Linked DNA regions of Homo sapiens: region 1 is linked to region 2. A link is a loop called in an ENCODE intact Hi-C map of the cell type or tissue named here. Cell type or tissue: Caco-2. All regions are shown on one strand. Links, peaks and the distances in the headings refer to the core of each region. The heading gives the core; the rest is flanking DNA. Region 1 holds the start of LOC124901690 (a long non-coding RNA gene). Region 2 overlaps RUNDC3B (RUN domain containing 3B).

Region 1 (5,386 bases), core at 84-5,083, 130 kb before region 2:
TCTCACTAACGGTCTATCAATTTTATTTATCTTTCCAAAGAACCAGCTTTTTGTTTCATTAATCTTTTGTACTTTTGTTTGTTTGTTTTAATTTCATTTAGTTCTGCTCTGATCTTGGTTATTTCTTTTCTTCTGCTGGGTTTGGGTTTAGATTTTTCTTGTTTCTCCAGCTCCATGAGGTGTGACCTTAGATTGTCTATTTGTACTCTTTCGGACTTTTTGATATAGGCATTTAACGCTATGACCTTTCCTCTTAGCACTGCCTCTGCTGTATCTTAGAGGTTTTGATAGGTTGTGTCACTGTTATTGTTCAGTTCAAAGAATTTTTAAATTTCCATCTTGATTTCATTGTTGACCCAATGATCATTCAGGAGCAGGTTATTGAATTTTCATGTTATTGCATGGTTTTGAGGGTTCCTTTTGGATTGATTTCCAATTTTATTCCACTGTGGTCTGAGAGAGTACTTGATATAATTTCAATTTTCTTAAATTTACTGAGACTTATTTTGTGGCCTATCATAAGGTCTATCTTGGAGAATGTTCTATGTAATGATGAATAGAATGTATATTCTGCAGTTGTTGGGTAGAATGTTCTGTAAAAATCGTTAAGTCCATTTGTTGTAGGGTATACTTTAAGTCTATTGTTTCTTTTTTGACTTTCTGTCTTAATGACCTGTCTAGTGCTGTCAATGGAGTATTAAATTCCCCCACTATTATTGCGTTGCCATCCATCTCGTTTCTTAGGTCTAGTAGTAATTGTTTTATAAATTTGAAGTACCAGTGTTAGGTGCGTGCATATTTAGAATTGTGATATTTTCCTGTTGGACTAGTCCTTTTATCATTGTATAGTGTTCCTCTTTGTCTTTTTTAACTGCTGTTGCTTTAAAGTTTGTTTTGTCCAATGTAAGAATAGCTATTCCTGCTTGCTTTTGGTGTCCATTTGCATGGAATATCTTTTTCTACCCCTTTACCTTAAGTTTATGTGAGTCCCTATGTGTTAGGTGAGTCTCTTGAAGATGGCAGAAACTTGGTGAATTATTATCCATTCTGCCATTCTGTATCATTTAAGTGGAGCATTTAGGCCATTTATATTCAATGTTAGTATTGAGATGCGAGGTACTATTCTATTCATTGTGTTATTTGTTGTTTGAATACTTTCGGTTATTTTTCATTGTGTTATTGTTATATAGGTCCTGTGAGATTTATTCTTTAAGGAGGTTCTATTTTGGTGTATTTTGAGGATTTGTTCAAGATTTTAGTTCCTTTTAGCAGTTCTTGTAGTGCTGTCTTGGTAGTAGCGAATTCTCTCAGCATTTGTTTATCTGGAAAAGACTATATCTTTCCTTCATTTATGAAGCCTTACTTTCACTGCATACAAAATTCTTGGCTGATAATTTTTTTTTTTTTTGAGATGGAGTCTCACTCTGTTGCCCCAGCTGGAGTGCAATGGCATGATCTCGGCTCCTGCAACCTCTGCCTCCCGGGTTCAAGCGATTATCCTGTCTCAGCCTCCCAAGTAGCTGGGATTACAGGCTCGTGCCACCAGGCCTGGCTAATTTTTGTATTTTTAGTAGAGACGGGGTTTCACCATGTTGGTCAGGCTGGTCTCGAACTCCTGACCTCATGACCCACCCACCTCAGCCTCCCAAAGTGCTGGGATTACAGGCGTGAGCCACCACGCCTGGCTGATAATTTTTTTTAAGAAGGCTAAAAATGGGACCCCAGTCCCTTCTAGCTTGTAAGGTTTCTGATGAGAAATCTGCTGTTAATCTGATAGGTTTTCCTTTATATTACCTGATGCTTTTGCCTCAGTTCTTAAGATTCTTTCCTTCATCTTGACTTTAGATAAACTGGTGACCATGTGCCTAGGAAATTATCTTTTTGTGACGAGTTTCCCAGATGTTCTTTGAGCTTCTTGTATTTGGATGTCGAGATCTCTAGCAAGGCCAGGGACACTTTTATTGATTATTCCCTCAAATATATTTTCCAAGCTTTTAGATTTCTCTTCTTCCTTGTGAACACCAATTATTCTTAAGTTTGGACATTTAACATAGTCCCAAACTTCTTGGAGTCTTTGCTCATTTTTTAAAATTCTTTTTTCTTTGTCTTTGATGGATTGGGTTAATTTGAAAGCCTTATCTTCAAGCTCTGAAGTTCTTTCTTCTGCTTGTTTGATTCTATTGATGAGACATTCCAGTGCATTTTGCATTTCTCTAAGTGTGTCCTTGATTTCCAAAAGTTGTGATTATTTTTTATTTATGCTATTTCACTGAAGAATTTTCCTTTATATCCTGTATCATGTTTTTTTTTTTTTCTTTAAGTGGGACTTCACCTTTCTCAGATGCCTCCTTGATTAGCTTAATAATCATCCTTCTAAACTCTTTCTGTCAATTCAGAGATTTCATCTCATTTTGGATCCATTGCTGGTGAGCTGGTATGATTTTCTGGGAATGTTAAAGAACCTGGTTTTTTCATATTACCAGAATTGTTTTCCTGGTCCTTCTCATTTGGGCAGACTATGTCAGAGGGAAGCTCTTAGGTTCAAGGGCTGCTGTTCAGAATATTTTGTCCCACACTGTGCTCCCTTGATGTGGTGTTCTCCCCCTTCCCCTAGGAATGGGGCTTCCTGAGAGCTGAACTGTAGTGATTGTTTTTGTCCGTCTGGGTCTAGCCACCCTGCAGAGCTCCCAGGCTCCAGGCTGGTACTGGGGAGTGTCTGCAAAGAGTCCTGTGATGTGATCCAGCTTCAGGTCTTGCAGCCATGGATACCAGCACTTGCTTTGGTGGAGGTAGCAGGGGAGTGAAGTGGACCCTGTGAGGGTCCTTGGTTGTGTTTTTGTTTAGTGTACTGGTTTTGTGTTGGTTGGCCTCGAGCCAGGAGGTGGCGCTTTCAAGAGCACATCAGCTGCAGTCCTACAGGGAAGATGCAAACTTTGCCCTAGGGACACCTGGTTAAGTATTCAGGTTTCACAGGCAGTGGGCAGGGCCATCATGCTCTCAAGAGATTATGACCTTTGTCTTTAGCTGCCAGGGAGGGTAGAGAAAGACCACCAGGTAGGTGCAAGGATAGGCATGTCTGAGCTCAGTCTCTTCTTGGTTGGGGCTTGCTGTGGCTGCTGTGGGGTATTGGGGGTGTGGTTCCCAGTCCATAAAGTTATATTACCAGGGGGATTCTGGCTGCCTCTGCTGAGTCATACAGGTCACCGGGGAAGTAGGGGAAAACCAGCAATCACAGACCTCACCCTGCTCCCACACAGCCTGCAGTCCTAAAGGCTGGTTTCACTCCCACCAGGCCCCACAACAGCACTGTCTATTTCCAGGCCGCCAGTGACCAGGGCTGACAACTTGCCCAGACCACAAGACTCCCTGTTGAGAAAGCAAGCGGACTCACAGTTTTTCAGTGTCTCAGGGAGCCTGCAGCAGTGATCCAGTTCCTTCAAAAGGTCTGTGGATTCTCTTGGCTTTCCTGGTATGTTCCTGTGGTAGTTCTTGGAGCAAAAGTTCACAATGTGAGTCTCCACACACTGTTGTGTCTGTCTGAGCGGGAGCTACACGCTAGTCCTGTCTCCTATCCACCATACTAATCTCTCAGAATTCTACTTGTGGCTATTTTAATTTAATTTAATTTAATTTAAAATTCAGATCCTCAACCAAACTAGCTGCATTTCAAGTGCCGAACCTGTAGCTAGTAACTACTATATTGGACAGCTAAGATGTAGAACATTTCTATCATGCAGAAAAGTTCTATTGGAAAGACAGCACTGGGTTCCAGAGTTTAAACGACTTGCCCCCAGACCCCATGGCGAGTAATAAAGTACCCTAGGACCTAAATCTCCTGCTTTCAGGTCTGAGTTTCTTTCCACAATATCTCCCTGGTTGAAATCTGGGTTTGTGTAACCTTCACCTTGATCCTGATTCTGGTTTGGTAAAACATAACAAAAAATTTTCTACATGATGCTCTTTGGAGGCGTTTTACTCATTCCCTATTTTCTTTTTAACCCCTGCCTCATGTGACATGGCTTCAGGTTCCTTCATCATCAATATGATCTCAAAATATACTGTAGTGTGTCAATGTCCCAGCTAAAGTGTGGTGTCCAGAATTAATGACGTAGCTTAGATATTGTTTCACAAGCAAACAATAGAGAGGAACTTTTTTCTTCCTTGTCCTAAATTCTTGCCTAAGAGGACATTCTATCATATTTTTGGTAAATAAATTTCATTGAGCTTACTGTCATTACAAAAAAAATTCCCCAAATCTTCAAAATGAGCGAAACAGTTAAGAATTGTTCAGGAAATTGTAGCCTGAACAAGATTTCAGTAGTATACAACAGACTTTAATGCAGTACGTTCTGTGATAGTTACAGTCAAAGAGAATTAGAACCCTAGGACCTGGAAAAGTTCTTCACTTTCCTTTGCTATATGATGGAGCCAAATTCTTTACTCAGTTCTCTTCGTTGGAAAATGAACTTGATCAGATTTTATAATGATCGTGCTGCTATACATATACTCTAATTTTTAATTTTTTAAGATGTTTGAAATGTTTAAAATAATTGCATAGGCCAAACACATCATCTTGATGTAATAAAAATTAAAATAGGTTTTTTTTTTCTTTAGGAGGCTGTCTTAGCTCAGGCTACCATGTCAAAAATATCATAGACTCAGTTACTTAAACAATAAACATTGTTTCTTATAGTTCTGGAGGCTGGGAAGTACAAATTGAAGGCCGTGGCAAATCTAGTATCTGGTGAGGACCAACTCCTAGCTTGTGGACAGCAACCTTCTTGCTGTATTCTCACATGGCCCAGAGTGCTAGTTCTCTCCCTATTCTTATAAAGACACTAATTCCATCATATAGGCTAGACCCTCATGACCTAATTACTTTCCAAAGGCCCTACCTTCAAATACCACCACATTAGGGCCTCAACATAGGAATTTGGAGGCAGGGGGACAAAAACATTCACATGTTAGCAGAGGTTAAGAAGATATCTTTTGTCAAATTTGTAAGTCTAACTTGTTAGGTGCTTGATATATCTGAGAAAACAAGTATAAATTATAAAGTTTTTTCCTCAGTTATATATAGAGTGTTTAATGTTGGGTAAAATTATTCTGTCAAATTTATGAATTAACTGAATATTAATCAAAGAACAGTGAAAGTAATGATCTTATTTTTATTTTAACAAAAAGTAAGATTGTGAACTAAGCCTAAAGACTTAAGGAAAACTACATTTTAAATTTTATGAGTTACCAAAATAGAATATCAATGAAATAAAAGAACGGCAAGTATTTCTTTTGTGAATTACTGCTTTCCTCTCTGTCTGTAATTTTCTTTTTTTGGTATGTCTGGTCTGTAGTTTTCTTTTTTTGTTATGTCCTTCCCTGGTTTTGG
Region 2 (5,386 bases), core at 192-5,191:
TTCTTGTGGCTCCAGGCTTGAAGGTTATCCTCTCCCCTCTACTTTGCTTCTTCCTCACCCCAGATGCTGTGCCAATGCTCATGATGTGGTTATACTTTCAGCTGTTGGACATTTATAAGGATCTAACCCCTGAAATCTAAGGATGTAACATCTGTGGTTCCAAATATTCCAATGCAACTCCAAAGGTCCATGACTTGAAGTAATTTTTAATTTTGATAAGATAATATATTTAAAGCCCTTGGGCTATGAGGAAAGTTTTGAAAGTGTGAGTGAGCAATTCTGATGCTAGAAAAATTACTAGCATCAGCAATATAGCAAATTGTTGTAATTTTCCACTTACCACTTACTGTCTGATTTGAGTGATTCTTTTTTTTTTTTTTTTTTTTTGAGACGGAGTCTCGCTCTGTCACCCAGGCTGGAGTGCAGTGGCACGATCTTGGCTCACTGCAACCTCCGCCTTCCAGGTTCAAGTGATCTCTTGCCTCAGCCTCCTGAGTAGCTGGGACTACAGGCACACGCCACCATGCCCAGCTAATTTTTGTACTTTTAGTAGAGACGGGCTTTCAACATGTTGGCCAGGATGGTCTTGATCTCTTGACCTCGTGATCCACCCACCTCAGCCTCCCAAAGTGCTGCGATTACAGGCATGAACCACCGCGCCTGGCCTTGTGTAATTCTTAAGATGTACTCCAGTATTGGTTGTGAGTACTTAAATGTGCTCCAGTACTATTTGTGACACGGCACACTGAGAAAATCATAGGCTATCAATCTTCATGAAAATAACTATAGTAATATAGAATTTTATGTTAATGGAAAGAATACCTAGGTAGCAATTACTGAAGGTCAAAGAAAGGGAAAGTCACCAAAGATAAAGGTGTTACATATACTCTAACCCCTGACTCCCTTAGGAAAAGCAGGAAAACAGAACTGCCTACCTCCAGCTTCTCTTTACTACTTTGGAAGAGGTATCTGACAGATGCTATCTGTTTATTGTTGGTCCTTGCCCTCTACTCAACATAAACTCTATAAGGGTAGGAACTATATGTTTAATTCATTCTTGAATCACCAGCGCCTAGAACTGGGCCTGACTCACCATACTTTCTCAATAAATATCTGTTAATAAAACAATATCAGAGAAGTTACAAAAGCAATTTAATACCAAGAGGAGTAATGAGAATTTCTTCTTCTTTATTCATTTAAAGCTTCCTGGAATTGGAAAACATGTATATGGCTTGTGAATATCCTAACTTCTTCATAATTAATATTACAATGTTCTTCATTCGTGTTATTTTCTTTTTTAACTTTAGACATAGTCATGGGATAAAGATTTACTTTATATAACTTTACAATTATTTCCCTTTAAAGAAAACATACTGAAAGAAGCAACCTTAAAAGGAGACAGATGTCCAAAAATTATGCTATTTACCTATTTACCAATGAAATATTCTTGCCCAAAAAGTTAAACCTAAATCTAAACAAGTCTCTGAAAGTGGCAATGGTTTTCAACCCTGGCTGCACTTTAGAACTTGACACTATCCTTTAAGAAGAAAGAGACATTAATGAGTAATTTAGAACTTAAAAAAAATCAAGTGACTCATTATTTGCCCCATTTTAAAATGTAAAATAAACCCTGGCTCCTTAGAGGAGTGAATGATGCAGGTGTGGGGCACTAAATATACAAGATGAGCTTGAGATATCTTGTGCTAGAAAGTAAGAGTTATCAAAAACAAATGGTTCATATTAGAAGGACACAAGATTCAACATGAAGGAGCCTCAGTTAGACAAAAATGGGGCAATTTGAGCATCAAAAATAAAAAGAAATGTAAGTGATAGAAGCACAATAAAAACATTTCTACTATAATGCAGGAACAAACAAAACAAACAAGAAGTGTTTTGTAATATCATACAGAAAATGGGTGACCTATGGGGAGGTCAGGATCAGAAGATGACAATTCAAAACCTAATCATCTTTCTAACTAGAACACAGAGGAAAACAATAACAATCCTAATAAAATTACAAACTCAATTTAAAAGGTTTGTTAAATTCCTATATAGAAAAGAAATATTGCAATAAATCTGGATTTTAACAACAACAAACTGAAAGCCTTTGACAGAAGAGTAAGGAAGGGTTGAGGATGCTGGGGTTGAGGCTTGCCATGAAGGCAAGGGAAAAATGCACAAAGATGGAGTAAATAGAGAGCAAGCACCTCCAACTCTTAGTTAAATGAAACCAGTGGAATGCAAGGTGATAATGTACAATGAGAGAATGCCATCTGTTGGTGGCTTGTAGTATTTGACTGTATTCGTGTATTTTGATTCAGCTGCTGTCACTTGTTGAGACACATTAACCTATGAATCAAGGGATTTCCTTGCTACATTGACATCATCCCTTTATTTATAAATCTTATGTAAGTTAATTCGCATCGCAAAAGAATTCTAACTGTAACGAGTTCAAAATAATAAAAGGAGGAAAAATAAGAAACAAAAATCATCATGTCATTAGAAACTATTAAAAAGAGGTAGGACATCAGTGTCTTACTCTAAAACTTAACAATATTCCATAAGAACTGAATTTCAGGGCAACCACCAAAAAACCCTAACTGACGAGGGAAAGTTCTTCTTTATAGTTAATTCCAGACAATAAGTATGAAATGACTAACAGCTGGGAAATCACCCATTACAAACCCTAATTAATCAACTGCTTTAGGCAATGCTCACCCAATTAAGCCATTAAGTGAAAGGCTGACAGGAACTTTTCCATAGGAGAAACTAGGCTGCCACCACCTGAATCCACTGCCTGATCTTATAATCACTAAAAGTGGGACAACCAGTGTGCTTCAAATATGATACAATGTGAAGTCCACAGCATCATCTATAAAATACTCCTGCTAAAAAAATTTAAACTTAAATTTAACCCAGCCCCATAGAGCAGCAGTTCTCAGCCCTGACTGCCCATCAGAAACACCCAGAAACCCATCAGAAACGACTTTAAAAGTTTAATTTTCTAGTACCCACATTAAAGAGAAACAGAAATTTTAATAATGTACTTATTTAACCAAATCTATTCAGGATATTATTTTATGATGCAGTCTATATATAAAGTTATTCATATTTTATATTCTTTAAACTCTGCTCCTTTACAGCTATGTCCCCAAACTTTTCCGTTACTGTCACAAAATTACATCTTTATACACTTTGTGCCCCCAAACATAAACTAATATTACTTTTAAACACATTAGTCCCATAAATTATGTAGAAAACAAAATGTGGTTACAAACCAAATTAGCTTTTAGACTAATAATTGTTTTCATTAAATGTATTAGTCTCTTAAGAGAAAACAAAAGTTGAGTTACGAACCATTGTCACAATACTACAAGATTTTATAATTATCCATGGTATATCCTTACTGATACATTTATTTCTTCATACAGCTTTAAATTACTGTCTGGTGTTCTTTAATTTTACCTTGCAGGACTCCCTCTTGCAAGGCAGGTCTAGTAGTAATGAATGTCTTCAGCTTATATTTATCCGGGAACACCTTAACGTCTCTCTTATTTTTGAAGGGCAGTTTTGCTGGCTATATGAAACATGGTTGACAGTTTTTTTCTTTTAGCACATTGAAAAATTTGCCCACTGCCTTCTGGCCTCCAGAATTTCTTTCTTTTTAAAGTTTTTGTTGGTACAGAGTAGATGTTATGTTTTTATGTCGTACATGAGACATTTTGATACAAGCACACATTGTGTAATAATCACATCATGAAGAGTAGGGCCATCCCCTTAAACTTTTATCCTTTATGTTACCAGCAATCCGATTTTACTTTTAGTTATTTTTAAATATAAAATAAGATTATTATTGACTATAATCTGTTGTACTATCAAATACTAGGTCTTATTCATTCTAATTATTTTTATTGTACCCATTAACCATCCCTACTTCCATCCCCAACCCCCCTCACTACTCTTCCCAGGCTCTGATAAACATCTTCCTACTCCCTATGTCCATTAGTTCAATTGTTTTGATTTTTATATACCAAAAATATGTGATAACATGGAATATTTTTCTTTCTCTTCCTGGCTTATTTCACTTAACACAGTGACCTCCAATTCCACCCAAGTTGTTGCAAATAACAGGATCTCATTCTTCTTTATGGCTGAATAGTACTCCATTATGTATAAGTACCACATTTTCTTTATCCATTCATCTGTGTATGGGCACTTAGGTTGCTTCCAAATCTTGGCTATTGTAAATTATGATGCAAAAACTTGGGAGTGTAGATATTTCTTCAATATACTGATTGCCTTTCTTTTGGGTATATACCAAGGGGTGGGATTGCTGGATCATATGGGGTAACATTATTTATTTTTATTTATTTAGTGTTTTGTAGACAAAGTCTCACTCTTGACGCTCAGGCTGGAGTGCAGTGGCATGATCTTGGCTCACTGCAACCTCTACCTCCCAAGTTCAAGCAATTCTCCCTACCTCAGCCTCCCGAGTAGCTGGGACTACAGGCGTCCGCCACCATGCCTGGCTATTTTTTTTTTTTTTTTTGTATTTTTAGTAGAGACGGGGTTTCCCCGTGTTGGCCAGGCTGGTCTCAAACTCCTGACCTCAGGTGATCCACTTGCCTTGGACTCCTAAAGTGTTGGGATTACAGGCTTGAGCCACCATGCCCAGCCATTATTTTTAATTTCTTGAGGAACCTCCAAACTGTTCTTCATAGTGGTTGTACTAATTTACATTCCCACCAACAGTGTACAAGGGTTTAGTTTACTCCACATCTTTGCCAGCATTTGTTATTGCCTATCTTTTGGATAGAAGCCATTTTAACTGGGGTGAGATGATATCTCATTGTAATTTTGATCTGCATTTCTCTGATGATCAGTGATGTTGAGCACCTTTTCATATGCCTGTTTGCCATTTGTTTGTCTTCTTTTGAGAAATATCAATTCAAATCTTTTGCCCACTTTTTAATCAGATAATTTGATTTTTTTCCTATTGAGTTGTTTGAATTCCTTATATTCTGATTATTAATCCTTTGTCAGATGGATAGTTTGCAAATATTTTCTCCCACTATGTGGGGTTGTGTCTTTACTTTGTTGATTGTTTTCTTTGCTATGCAGAGGCTTTTTAACTTGATGTGATCTCATTTGTCCATTTTTGCTTTGGTTGCCTATGCTTGTGGGACACTATTATTCAAGAAGTTTTTGCCCAGACCAATGTCCTAGAAAGTGTCTTCAAAGTTTTCCTGTAGTAGCTTCATAGTTTGAGGTCTTAGTTATTTAAGTCTTTGACTGATTTTGATTTGATTTTTGTATATGGTGAGAGATACAGGTCTAGTTTCATTCTTCAGTATACGGATATCTGGTTTATTTATAGAAAACACTG

Evidence for each region. Peaks named below come from ENCODE experiments on the same cell type or tissue, not always from the same donor. Only the 100,000 strongest peaks of a DNase experiment are listed, where the experiment ranks them.
Region 1: a loop joins it to region 2, with 11 times the contacts of the local background. A loop is called at or near these places in 2 of 110 quality-filtered maps.

What each region holds. Positions count from the first base shown.
Region 1 is chr7:87,924,628-87,930,013 of GRCh38, reverse strand. It overlaps LOC124901690 (a long non-coding RNA gene), which reads left to right and starts at 3,282. Exons shown (of 2, transcript XR_007060414.1): 1 at 3,282-3,443. RefSeq lists enhancers at 2,676-3,244, 2,905-3,364. In Caco-2, for the core only: a CTCF peak has its summit at 2,885 (motif pointing right); DNase peaks (open chromatin) are centred at 2,933 and 3,293.
Region 2 is chr7:87,794,887-87,800,272 of GRCh38, reverse strand. The region is part of intron 8 of RUNDC3B (RUN domain containing 3B); the gene reads right to left. Among named protein-coding and RNA genes, the nearest start is that of SLC25A40, 79 kb to the left of the region's middle. In Caco-2, for the core only: a CTCF peak has its summit at 2,227 (motif pointing left); no DNase peak of the experiment used is centred there.